2 separate regions of the Homo sapiens genome follow, and region 2 is linked to region 1. Evidence: read pairs that join two places in POLR2A ChIA-PET (ENCODE). Cell type or tissue: A673. All regions are shown on one strand. Links, peaks and the distances in the headings refer to the core of each region. The heading gives the core; the rest is flanking DNA.

Evidence for each region. ChIA-PET counts read pairs that join two places held together with the same protein. Peaks named below come from ENCODE experiments on the same cell type or tissue, not always from the same donor. Only the 100,000 strongest peaks of a DNase experiment are listed, where the experiment ranks them.
Region 2: POLR2A ChIA-PET joins it to region 1 with 5 read pairs; 2 of 35 experiments call an interaction of 5 or more read pairs at or near these places.

The regions. Positions count from the first base shown.
Region 1 is chr15:69,250,958-69,254,957 of GRCh38, reverse strand. The region is part of intron 2 of GLCE (glucuronic acid epimerase); the gene reads right to left. Among named protein-coding and RNA genes, the nearest start is that of PAQR5-DT, 46 kb to the left of the region's middle. In A673, for the core only: no CTCF peak of the experiment used is centred there; a DNase peak (open chromatin) is centred at 1,597; H3K27ac peaks cover 1,826 bases.
Region 2 is chr15:69,079,393-69,087,222 of GRCh38, reverse strand. It overlaps EWSAT1 (Ewing sarcoma associated transcript 1), which reads right to left and starts at 6,373. Exons shown (of 4, transcript NR_026949.1): 1 at 5,847-6,373. RefSeq lists an enhancer at 285-879. In A673, for the core only: no CTCF peak of the experiment used is centred there; DNase peaks (open chromatin) are centred at 2,402 and 2,692; H3K4me3 peaks cover 841 bases; H3K27ac peaks cover 4,000 bases.

The DNA.
Region 1 (4,000 bases), core at 1-4,000:
TTCATCTCCCTAATTCTTAAATGTTAGAGTACCTTAGGGCCCCAGTCTTTTGAACTTCTTTATCTCTATTCAGTCTATTCACTTTGATCTCACCCAACCTCATGCCTTTAAATACAAGGCTGACTATCCCCAAATTCTCTCGCCAGGCCAGGTCTTTCTTCAGAGCTGCAGATACGTATATCCAATACATATATCTTTATTTGGAGGTCAAATAGATTTCTGAAATAACATCCAAAACTTAACTCCCAATCTTTTCCTCAATCTGTTCCACCCTTCCTACTGCTCAGACTAAAAATCTTGACCCTTTCTTATTCACTCAATATCCCATAAGTCAGGAAATTCTGTTGGTTCTACCTTCAAATTATACCCAGAATCTGACCTCTTTTCACCAACTACATTGTTACTACCCTGTCAGAATCACTGTCATCTTTCACCTGGAACACAGCAGTTATATTCAAACTGGTCTCTCTCCTTCTACGCTTACCCTACTACTCCACCCTCAAGTCTATTCTTAACACAGCAGTCAGAATGATGCTCTTAAATTTAAGTCAGATCATGTCATTCCAGTCCTGATGGGAGGAAAATGTGATGCTGTTGCTTCTTCTGGCCATATGGTGTATGAGCCTGTTGTGATTGCAATGCAAGTAGTCCTGGGTTACTTTTTGCTGGGATGATTGGGAAACATGGGAAATTATGGATAGTTATACATATAATGTATGATACATTTCAGCCTGCTGAGAGTAAAGGGAGTAGTTTAACTGCCGTTTGCCACAGGAGCTCTGTAATTTATTGTATGGTGTGAATCAACAACTAATTTTATCGTTTTTAATCCCCCCTTCTCATTTTCCCCTCAACCCTTTTGGCAGCAATGATATATTAAAAAAAATCAAATGCTAAACTTCCGTTTCTCAAGAAGTTGATGGTGAATGTGTAATTCATTCATTTCTTTTACTTCCAATGGAAGGCAAACTTTGCACCCTTCAGTGTCTGAAAACAACTGTATTCTGCTCTCACCCTTGATTAATAGTTTGGCAGGTTGTAGAATCCATGGTTGCATATTATTTTCTTTCTAAAATGTTGTAGGCAATACTTTACTGTCTTAAATCATTAAAAGTTATTCATAAGGGGTTTGATTTCAGTCTGTTACTTGTTACTATGTGTGTGATTTCTTCCGGGATCTTTGTTTATCCTAGGAATTCTGCAGTTTTGAGATGTGTCACAGTACCATGTTTGATTCTCTATTTCAGTGCTTGGTGTGCCCTTTCAATCTAAAAACTTGTGTCCTCCTATTCTTGTTTAATAGATGTAGTATCTTCTTGGATCTCTGAATATATTAGATGATTTATTCTTCTTTTTTTAAAATAAAGTTCTTTCTTATTAGTTTTACTTTTTCCACTGGCCATTTTCCTGGTTATTTAGTCTTTCATGCCATTAGTTTTTCCCACCATGCCTGGTGATCTTCGGTTACTCATTCACATTTAAGGGAGAATGACTCATTAGCCAACATAGATTTCCTGTGTTATTTTGAAGATAGTCTGATTTTGGCTAGATTGTTCCCCTGGAGGGGATAAAAAGAGGGAGCTCTGTGTGGGCTGGACATAAGCTGACTGGCAGTGTTCCCACAGGGTGAGTGGGTGGGGAGCCAGCAGACCTTTCAAATGCCAGAAAGAAGATGGTGTTTTCTCTTTTGTTACACGAACACAGCACACACTTTAGAAGCCTTCGTCTTTCTCATGCTCTGTAAAGAAAATCTGCCTAGTGTTTGCCTGGGATTCTTGCCAGCTATCTGTATTCAAGTGTAGGGGTGAAAGAGGTATGAGGAGGGGAGAAGAGGGTATAGTTGGGCCTACTGGTACTCAACTAGAGATCTGGAAATCTGTTCAACTATCATCCTTGGGTAGTCCTCCTATTTACTGTTACTGGCTTCTTCATTTCTCATTTTTAAACATTTTATTTTGCTGGGGCATCAGAAGGGAAAGGAGGTGAATACAGATTTTAAGAAGTGGAAACCCAATAATACATTTTTAACCCTATTAACTGAGAATAATTCATCATCTGCATTATTACTATGAGAAACCAAAGTGTGTAACAAACAAAACTTAAGAAGTCATATAAATTGAGGATTTCCTTATATTGCAGTGGGGGCAAACTGATAACACTAAATGGTGTTTATTTTTTTTTTTAAATCCTTCATTAAAAGCACTTACATGTCAACAGCTGAGTAATCTGTCAGCTACGCCTTACATTTTGACCAACTAATATAGAAATATAAAGCTTTTTATCCTATCTTTGAGAAGTGCCCTTCCTCCACTACTCGCATGCCTGCAACCCTGCTTATGGAACAAGGCTACTGATATAGTTTGGGCATTTGTCCCCACCCAAATCTCATGTTGAAATGTAATGTTCAGTGTTGGAGGTGGGGTCTAGGGGGAGGTGTTTGGATCATGGGGGTGCATCCCTCTTGAATGGCTTAGCGCCATCCCCTTGATGATGAATGAGTTTGCGTGAGATCTGATTGCTTAAAAGCATTGCCCACACTCCCTTGGCTCCTGCCCTGGCCATGTGACCTGCTTGCTCCAGCTTTGCCTTCTGCCATGAGTAAAAGCTCCCTGAGGCCTCCCCAGAAGCTGAGTGGATGCTGGCACCATGTTTGTATAGCCTGCAGAATTGTGAGCCAATTTTAAGCCTCTTTTTTTTTAAAAATAAATTACCCAGTCTCAGGTATTCCTTTACAGCAATGCAAGAACAAACTAACACAGCTACCAATATGTTGAAGCACACGATGGGAAAATAAAGAAAAATCAAATTTAAAAACTTCCAATAATCCTTATGTCCAGGTTTTATTGTCTGATGCCATTCGTTACTAAAGACAATCAGGGCTTCTTAAAGAAATGAGTAATTCCAGGTCTAGGGATGGGACACCTTGCCACACCAGAAAACAAACTTTCCACTACCAATGAAATAAAAATCAAGGGTGTCAAAAAAGCAGCAGGAGACAGATAAAATTAGAAAATTATTGCTAATTGCTAAAACTGAGAGTGACAGATATATTGGAAGTTCAGTATACCACTCACTATATACTTTTGTTTAAACATTTCCATAAATATATAACATCATGGCAAAAAGACACAGGAATCAGTCTAAAAGGTCCTCTTTCCTATTAGTCAAATTTGTAAGAATTATGAGTGAAGTAGACTGAAACACAACGAAGCAATAAAAATCCACGAATCTGCAATAATATTTAAAAAGGAGAAAGCCAGCAAAAAACTTACCTAATCTTCTAAGCTGACAAAAATTGGCAACTGAGTGAAAAAAATTATTTACTTGTCTTTGTAGGAGCAGCCATATTTCAGAACAAATCAAAAACCCTAGTAAATAAAATACTCTGTTGTGCAAAAGCCTATCTAATAATAAGAAGTAAATTTTTTTAAAAAATAAGAAAATTAGCATTATGTAATCCCTCATGATATTACAGATTCAGGCAAGTGTTAAATGCAGGTATACGTTTGCCATGACCTAGAGATTCATACTGTGCAAAGTAACACCAAATATGTTATTTTCTAGTTGAAAGAAGAAAAAGATTAAACTTGACAGTGAAAAGATCAGATAGTCATACCCTAATTCAGTGGTCAACTTTAGTCTCCTTAATTGTGACCCATCCAGAAGCTGTCTCCTGATAAGTCATAATAAAAAATATATCACTTACCATACATTCCAGCCCAAAATGTTTCACTTGGATCTCTCAGGACATAAAATTTAATCTCTGGTTAACAGGAAATACAAGGGATAGAGGAACAAGTTAAAGGAGGAAGCAACCAGACACTTCTAGAAGGTGAGACATCCTGCAGGACAGCTGGTCCTGTCTCCTCAACTCAATAAGTGATATGAAAATAAAAAAGGAGGGGGCTGTTTTGTGTGTGTTTTTTTAAGAGACTTAGGGACATAACAACCAGATGTGAAACTTGGTTCTGGACTGGGAAATTCAACAATGGACTTGATA
Region 2 (7,830 bases), core at 1-4,000, 170 kb after region 1:
GCAGGACAGCTCCTGACAGGCACTGTCCATCAGAGGAAAGGATTCTTAAAGAGCCTTTGAATCTCCACATTTTGGGATTCCAAATGTTCAGCTTTTCCCTTAAGCTCAGTGCATTTGACCCCAGTTACCACCTGGAGCAACTAAAAGTCCAACTGCTCTCAGAAAACCAGCACGTCGCAACCGGTGCTTCGGGAACAAAGCGTGCTTGTTCTTCCCCCACCCTGGTCATGGGAGGTAGGCACGTGGGTTAACGACACCTAAGACTTCAGCTACTGCAGTGACATTAAAATGTCCGTCGGGGAGAAGGAAAAATGTGCCTGTTTGGCTTTAAAGGGCTCACAAACTTTAATATTCTTCTGTGACTCGGTAGAGAGGGCAAACCGGTGGCAAACACACATATGTGGGAATAGACCTGTGGCTGTGTGTTTTTGCTCTTCTGTATCAGGCTTCTGGGTTTTTATAGACAAAGACTTGCTCTTACCTCTCTTCTGCTGAACAAGGGCCTCCTTCAGTCCTCGACAGGCTTAGAAATAAACATAAGAAAGGAGGAGAAGACTTGGTTTTGTCATGTTCTGGCTTGGGCCCGTGGCCATGCTGGGCATCCCACAGCATGATCTTATTTAAGCCTCATAGTAACCCTGAGAACAAACACCCTCACCACTCCCATTTTGCCAGATGCAGACAAAAGCCTAGAAAAGTCCCTACTTACCCAACGTTGAATGGTTAGTGAGTGACAAACCCCTTTTCCCCTCCTGATGCAGATCTGTTCTCCCCAAAGCCCTAGAGGTACCAGGCTGGTGACACAATCATCTTTAGCTCCGAGGGCCTTGGTAACCATCCTGAGAGAAACCAGGACTATAGAGGGCTGGGGATTTGTCATACTTCTTTTGACACTGGCCCCCCGTTAAAGCTTGAATAGTAACCTCACAGGACAGCCCAGTCTTCCTGTTTGCAAGAATTTTAGTGCATATAGTATATGCCATGGTAGACTCTGGAAGATTTCTCCCTGTGTGACCCACCTTATATAATGCTAATTGGATTTTTTTTTTTTTTAAAGACAAAGAGGCACCAAGAAAAACACAAAAAAAAATGAGTCAAAATCTCCCTGGTCAGATAGCTTTTGTTGACATTAACAAACCCAAGTATAAGGTTAAAAAATTCAAACATCAGGAAAGTTTTAAAAATTAAATACCATTCCCCTCTATTCCTCTCCCAAAGGCAATCTTTGCTAATATTTTCTTGTGATTCTTTCCAGCAAAAACGAGCGTGTAAAATCCTATAGATATGACTCTATTTTGTTTTTGACATGAATGGAGAGAGTACCCCCTGGGTATTCTGCAGCTCACTCCTTTCACTCTAACATGTGTGAGAGAAGCTTCCCATTTTAGCACAAAGCAATCCACTGTTCTTTTCCTGAACTCTACGTGTTCATATTCTTTGCTCATTTAAAAATTTGGCATTTGGTTGTTTTCTTATCAAACTTTTTGTAAATTAATAAGTTTGTGGTCAAGTTTATATGTTAGAAATACGTTTTCTCTGTTTTTCACTGCTGTAACTTCTAATAAATATTAGCATTTCTCCTTTTTAGCCACACAAGGATCACAGAGAGGAGAAGAGAAGACTGTATGAGCTACCTACTGCTACTGTGACAAATTACCACAAACTTAGTGGCTTTAAACAACTCATTTATTGTCTTACAGTTCAGGAGGTCAGAGCTCTAAAGTGGGTGGGCAGGGCTGCATTCCCCTGGTGGCTCTGGGGAGCCTTTTCCAGCTTATACAGACCACCTTGGTTTGTGGTCACCTCCTCCGTCTTCAAAAGCAGCAGCAAAGTGGCCTTTTCTTCCCTGTGTGACCTCTGTTTACACCCTCATGTCTTCTCTGAGCCTCCTAGCTCCCTCTTATAAGGACCCTTGTGATTACACTGGGCCCACCCAGATAATCCAGGGCAACCTCCCCATCTCAACACCTTTAATTTAATCACAATAGCAAAGACACTTTTGGCATGTAAGTTATCATATTCATAAATTCCAGGGATTAGGACATGGACATATTTGGGGATCATTTTTCAGGGAAGAAGGGGAGAAGGGTATGTTGGGGGAAGGGTTGGTAGTATTGCTGCAAATTGTAGCTGTCCCCTCACCTCTGAAAGTCTGGAACCTTCTACACTTGGTGTGATTTAAGCCTCCTAAAAAGTGACATCCCTGCTCTTCAAGGTTATCACATCACAAGGTTTGTTTCTTATCCTCTCCCTGCCCCCAACACATATATCTGGCATGAGGGCAATTTATGAAAATCAAGTACCTGTGCCAGAAAATTAACTCTCGCAGCTGGGTGGTACCTCCTCACCAGGCTATAGGCTCCTGGAAGCCAGAGACCACATCTCAAGCTTTGTTGTTGTTTTATCTTACACAATCTGCCTGGCACAGCACTTCATATGTGATTAGAGAGGGAAAGAGGAAGGAAGGAAGGAAGGAAGGAAGGAAGGAAAGAAGGAAGGAAGGAAGGAAGGAAGGAGAAAGGAAGGAAGGAAGGAGGGAGGGAAGGAAGGAACGGGAAAGAAGGAAGGAAGGGGAAAGAAGGAAGGAAGGAAGGAAGGAAGGAAAAAAGAAGACAAGGAGTCAGTGCTTCTCTGCAGGCCCCAGCTCTCCTTGCACATTCCTGTAGAAATGCTCTCCTGTTCTTCCTCTTCCCTGAGGTCCTCTTCCCCAAGGTCTCCCCCTCCCTGGGACTCAGCTTGACTTCTCTTTCCTTGGATGACTGGGCTTTCCAAGAGGACACTGGCTATAGGCAGGTGGTTGAGCAAAGACTTTGTGGGAAGATCATGCCCTATTTTCCATCCAGCCATTAGTGCCCTATTTTCTATTTAGCAGAACACTGAAAGCAGGAAAGAAGTAAGAATAATTAGCACGAAGTCAAACCTCTTTTGGCATTCTGCTGGGAGTGGAAGGGCAAGGAAGGCAAGGAGCAGTTCTGACATGGTGGGGGGAGAGGGTTCAGATATTGGTCTTATTCAGATACATCCGGAAGGCAGGAGGATGGGCTAGATGACCTCTCAAGGTCCCGTCCAGTCTGAGATGTTCACTGCCACTGTGTCCTCACCCCTGTGAATCTGCCTCTGGCCTCTTACTCCGAAACCTCCAGCCTTATGTCCTCCCTGAGTTGGCCAGGGAACCTTTTCCCCTCCTGATTATAAAAATAGCTCATACTTCCTATTACTGAAAGTTTGACAATTTAAAGAAGCAAGAAAATATGATATCCACAATTCAGCTACCCAGAGGGAAGCATGCTTAATATTTTAGACTATTTTTCTCCTAGTCTTTATTCTATGCATATATATTTGCAACTCCTGCAGTAGGCTTCTTTCTGCAGTTTTCTAGGGAGGGTGCGTTAGGAGATCAGCCTCCCTACCTCCAGGTAGCTTGTCCCTTAATGGATGGCTGCTTCCCATACCCAGTGGCTGCCAATGACGGAGCTGCTTTGGCTCACCCCAACCAAGGAGGCAGCCGGAAAGCCTTCCTCTGCAGTAACTCAGACCTTAAGGGAGGTTTCACTTTGTCATTGAATGAAAACAAGAGAGTGGGCCAGGTGTGGTAGCTCATACCTGTAATCTCAGCACTTTGGGAGGCCAAGGTGGGCAGATCACTTGAGGCCAGGAGTTTGAGACCAGCCTGGTCAATATGGTGAAACCCTGTTTCTACTAAAAATACAAAAATTAGCTGGGTGTGGTGGTGGGTGCCTGTAATCCCAGCTACTTGAGAGTCTGAGGCAGGAGAATCGCTTGAACCCAGGAGGCGGAGGTTGCAGTGAGTCGAGATTGTGCCACTGCACTCTAGCCTGGGCAACAAAGTGAGACTCCGTCAAAAAAAAAAAAAGAACAAGAAGAAGAAGAAAGAAAAGAAAGGAAAGGAAAGAAAGAGAAAAAGAAAAGGAGACTGTCTTCAGGCCTCACAGAATTGGAGTCCTATTGGGGGAAATGGGAGGGTGGAGGCAGGTATCTCATGAAGTCCCACGGACCCACACAAGGTCTCCTGCATGGATCTCTTCCCCATCTCCCCTCTTCCTGTTGCCTCTCTAGCTTTTCACCTCTTTCTCCTCAGTAGCTACTGCTTCAGGAGAGAAGAGGTGAGATCTCTGAGAAGAAAGGTGTGGGGAGAAGGGGCTCCCTGAGGTGCAAGGCAGGAGGTGGGGAAAGGAGGACTTCTGCTTAAACTGTAGCTGCTTCACTCAATGAAGCACTCGTCTAAAATAAAACATATCTCATCCTCTAAAAACTAATCTTTTCCAGGAAAGAAAATACAACTACAGAAATAATATTTGGCCCACATAAGAAATTGATATTCCTCCTATTACTCTACTCATAACTCTATTTCCTGTGAGCAAACACTCTGACCTTATTAGCCCAAGAGAACATTTACATCCTCTCTGTCCAAGGTCAGATGACAAGATATCCTTTATTAACTTGACAAAACAGCATATTGTACTCAAGTTACCGACTCTTGTAATCACTCAGAAAGGAAATAGTGGTGGGTGTGGAATCCTGGGGAAGGCAGGGTAAGAAGTCTCTTTTCACTTGATCACATATTTTTAACGTACACGAAATTACAGTTTTTGTGTTTGTTTTTCACAATATCATAAGCACTGCCCCCCAAGTTTTTTTAAAACTCCCTAAAGACTCTATCTTATCTGAGCACGCTTGCAAATGAATTCATACTATTACATTGTAGAGCACAGCCGTGGTTCTGTGATTTTAGGAACAGAGGTCCTTACAGACCAGAAGACCTCATATTATTCTTGCTAAAATAAATCCTTAAGATTTCCCAATAGCTAGCTTAGTAATTGCTGGTAACTTTCCAAAGACATCACTGATAAGGAGCAGCTTCTGTTAGATGATTGGAAATATTGCCCTGGTTTTCAAAACTGTGTGTAGAAGGCACTGAGGCCAGGTTTGGCAGTAACCACATAAGCGGAGTCAAGAAACATATCCTAGGAGGAGACACAGTATCTGGGTCATTGTTTCCACAGCTGTCAGTCTATCCCAGGGAACAGAACTGAAGACATTTCATCCTGGACACAGGCAGGCAGCTGTGTTACTGCACAAGAGTGGACAGACGTGGAGCCAGCACATTCCTAACTTTGAATTCTGATCATCTCTGAGATTGTGTAGCCCTCAGTTCTCAACCCTGGTTGTACATTAAGGGGGGGAAAAAGCCAGTACTCAGGACTTATTACAGACTGATTAAAGAAAAGAATCTGAGTCTCCCCCCTCTGGAGAATCTGAGAGAGAAAGCTCTCTGTTCAATTTTCGTAGTTTGGATGACCTGGAAAGCCTCTATGGAGGCAGAGAGTGGGTTCTATGACCTCTGTTAGGTCCCCTTTCCCTCCCTGTGTTCCTTAGCCAGGACTTGGCAGGAAACCCTGGGATATCAACAGTTCCACAGAGCATTTTGCGCCCAGTTTTCTTGTTTTTATCTTGAGATCTCATCATCAGGGAGACTTGGAGAATAGGCCGGTAATTTTGAAACCACAACTTGGCTTCTGACTGCCTCAGGCCTTCTTGAAAGTTTCCACCAGCCAAGAGTTTCATCCAGATATCTGCAAGGGACCTTCAAGGGAACGGCTGGGAAGCTCATTGTCCCATTAGGACTCCCTATGACCTTCCCAGAGGGCCCAGCCACACAGATGCAGCCTGGAATGTGGCAGGAAGCTGCAGAACAGGCAGGAAGCCCAGCTCCACGTTACATCGCAAGCAGCCTCCAGCAGCCAGCCCTGAAATATCCCGTTTCTTCCTGATCCACCCCCACTCCCAAACACACATCTAACCAGCCAGTAAGATTCAGCAGTTACCTCTGAAACGCGTCTTGGATCTTCTGTCCTAACACCAACTCCCCAGCGCAGGAGCAATCTCCTAACTGGACTTCCAACCTCCAGTCTCTCCACCTCCAGCCCATTCTCCATGCCATGGCCAACATGATCTTACTAATCTAAGATCTTCTGGTTTGAAGATGGCATAAAGTTAGTAACCCTCCCTTCATTTTCTGGAAGTAATCCAAAAGCAAAAAGGACTTGAGCGATAAAAACACAAATTCCATTTTTAGTAAAAGTAGGAGACACCTAAACCACAAAATAGACGGAAGAGTTGCCAAAAGCAATAGAGCTTCAGCAGAGATGTTGCAGGAAGAAATAGAGCAAGGATGCTGTGCTGCAAAGTCTCTGGGACAGCCTGAAAAAGAATCCTCCAGAAGAGGAGGGGCACACCTGGATGCGGAATGCACAGAGCCCTTGTGTGCAGCAGCAGAAAACGGGTGCAGGTGCTGTGGCCTGAGCTCTGCTGGCTCAGGACTCAGACAAGCCATAGTTGTAGGAAATGGTCTGTTTCTGTGGCAACAGGGGAGGAGAGACTTTGCCTCGGGGAATCTTTGCCATTGGTTGGAAAGAATTCAAGGCTCAGTGAATTTACATCAACCCTGGGTCATAAGGAAAATTTAGCCAACCTGGAAGACAATCTTGGCCTCTCTCACACCTGAGGTCCACGGGGAAGAAAAAACATTACCTTCTTCAATAATGAGTAATATATACAAAGTTTTGACAAGAAACAAAGGAGGAAAAAAGAAAAAGCAAACAGCAAACAGCAGGTAAAGAAGATTCATCAAAAAACATTGTCATGGAGCAGATGACAATTTTAACGAGAAAATTAAGAAAACATAGCAAAGTAATTTCCCCCACAAAGAAAACACGCACATGAGAGATGAGGGAAGAGGTAATGAAACAGTGGGAGGAAATGAATCCTGAGCTGCCAGAGCTTGGGGAAGAAGTGAAAGAAAAAAAGAAAACTATCCAACCTTCACTCTTAAAAAATGAAGCCTCAAATCTGAAGCAGTAAAAGGGGAACACATACTGTGGAAACTCAATGAGAGATAGTGAGAGGAATAAGAAAAGGAGGCAAACTAAATGAAAATAAAGAATTAGAAAACAATAGGTACATTTGAAAGGCAAAGAAGAATTAATTTTATATGCATTAAATATGTCTGAAAGGGGCCGGGCATGGTGGCTCACGCCTGTATTCCCAGCACTTTGGGAGGCCGAGGCAGGCGGATCGCTAGAAGTCAGGAGTTCAAGACCAGCCTGGCCAACATGGTGAAACCCCGTCTCTATTAAAAATACAAAAATTAGCTGGCGCGCTGACACACACCTGTAGTCCCAGCTACGGGGAGGCTGAGGCAGGAAAATGACTTGAATCTGGGAGGTGGAGGTTGCAGTGAGCCGAAATCGCGCCACTGTACTCCAGCTTAGGAAACAGAGTGAGACTCCATCTCAAAGAAAAGGAAAACAAAATTCTGAAAGGGCACACAAGAAATTGATAGTATCAGTTGCTTTTAGGGAAGAAAATTGGGTTGGCCGTGAGGTAGGGTGGAAGGGGTGGAAGGAGGGCCAGGGTGGAAGGGAGATTTTTCACTTTTGTGTTTTTTAAAGTTTTGACTTGTATGAACATATTAGCTCATCAAAAACATTCAAATTAAGCAATACACACCCTGCCTCCAACACACACACACTTTCACAATCTGATTTTGTTACTGTCTGTTTAAAACCCTTCCATTGTTCTCATTTCTCTTAAGATAAAAAGCACATATCTAAAAATGGCTTATTAGTAGGGTGATCATATAATTTATTGTCCAACAGGGCACTTAAGATCAAAAAGATGCACTACAGATGTAAACTGGGACTAAGGCCATCTACTTATGAGGCAGGCCATGATCTGGCCCTTGTTTCCATCTCCAGCCTCATCTGTCACCTTCCAGCCCACAGGCTCTAACTGCAGTCTTACTGAGCT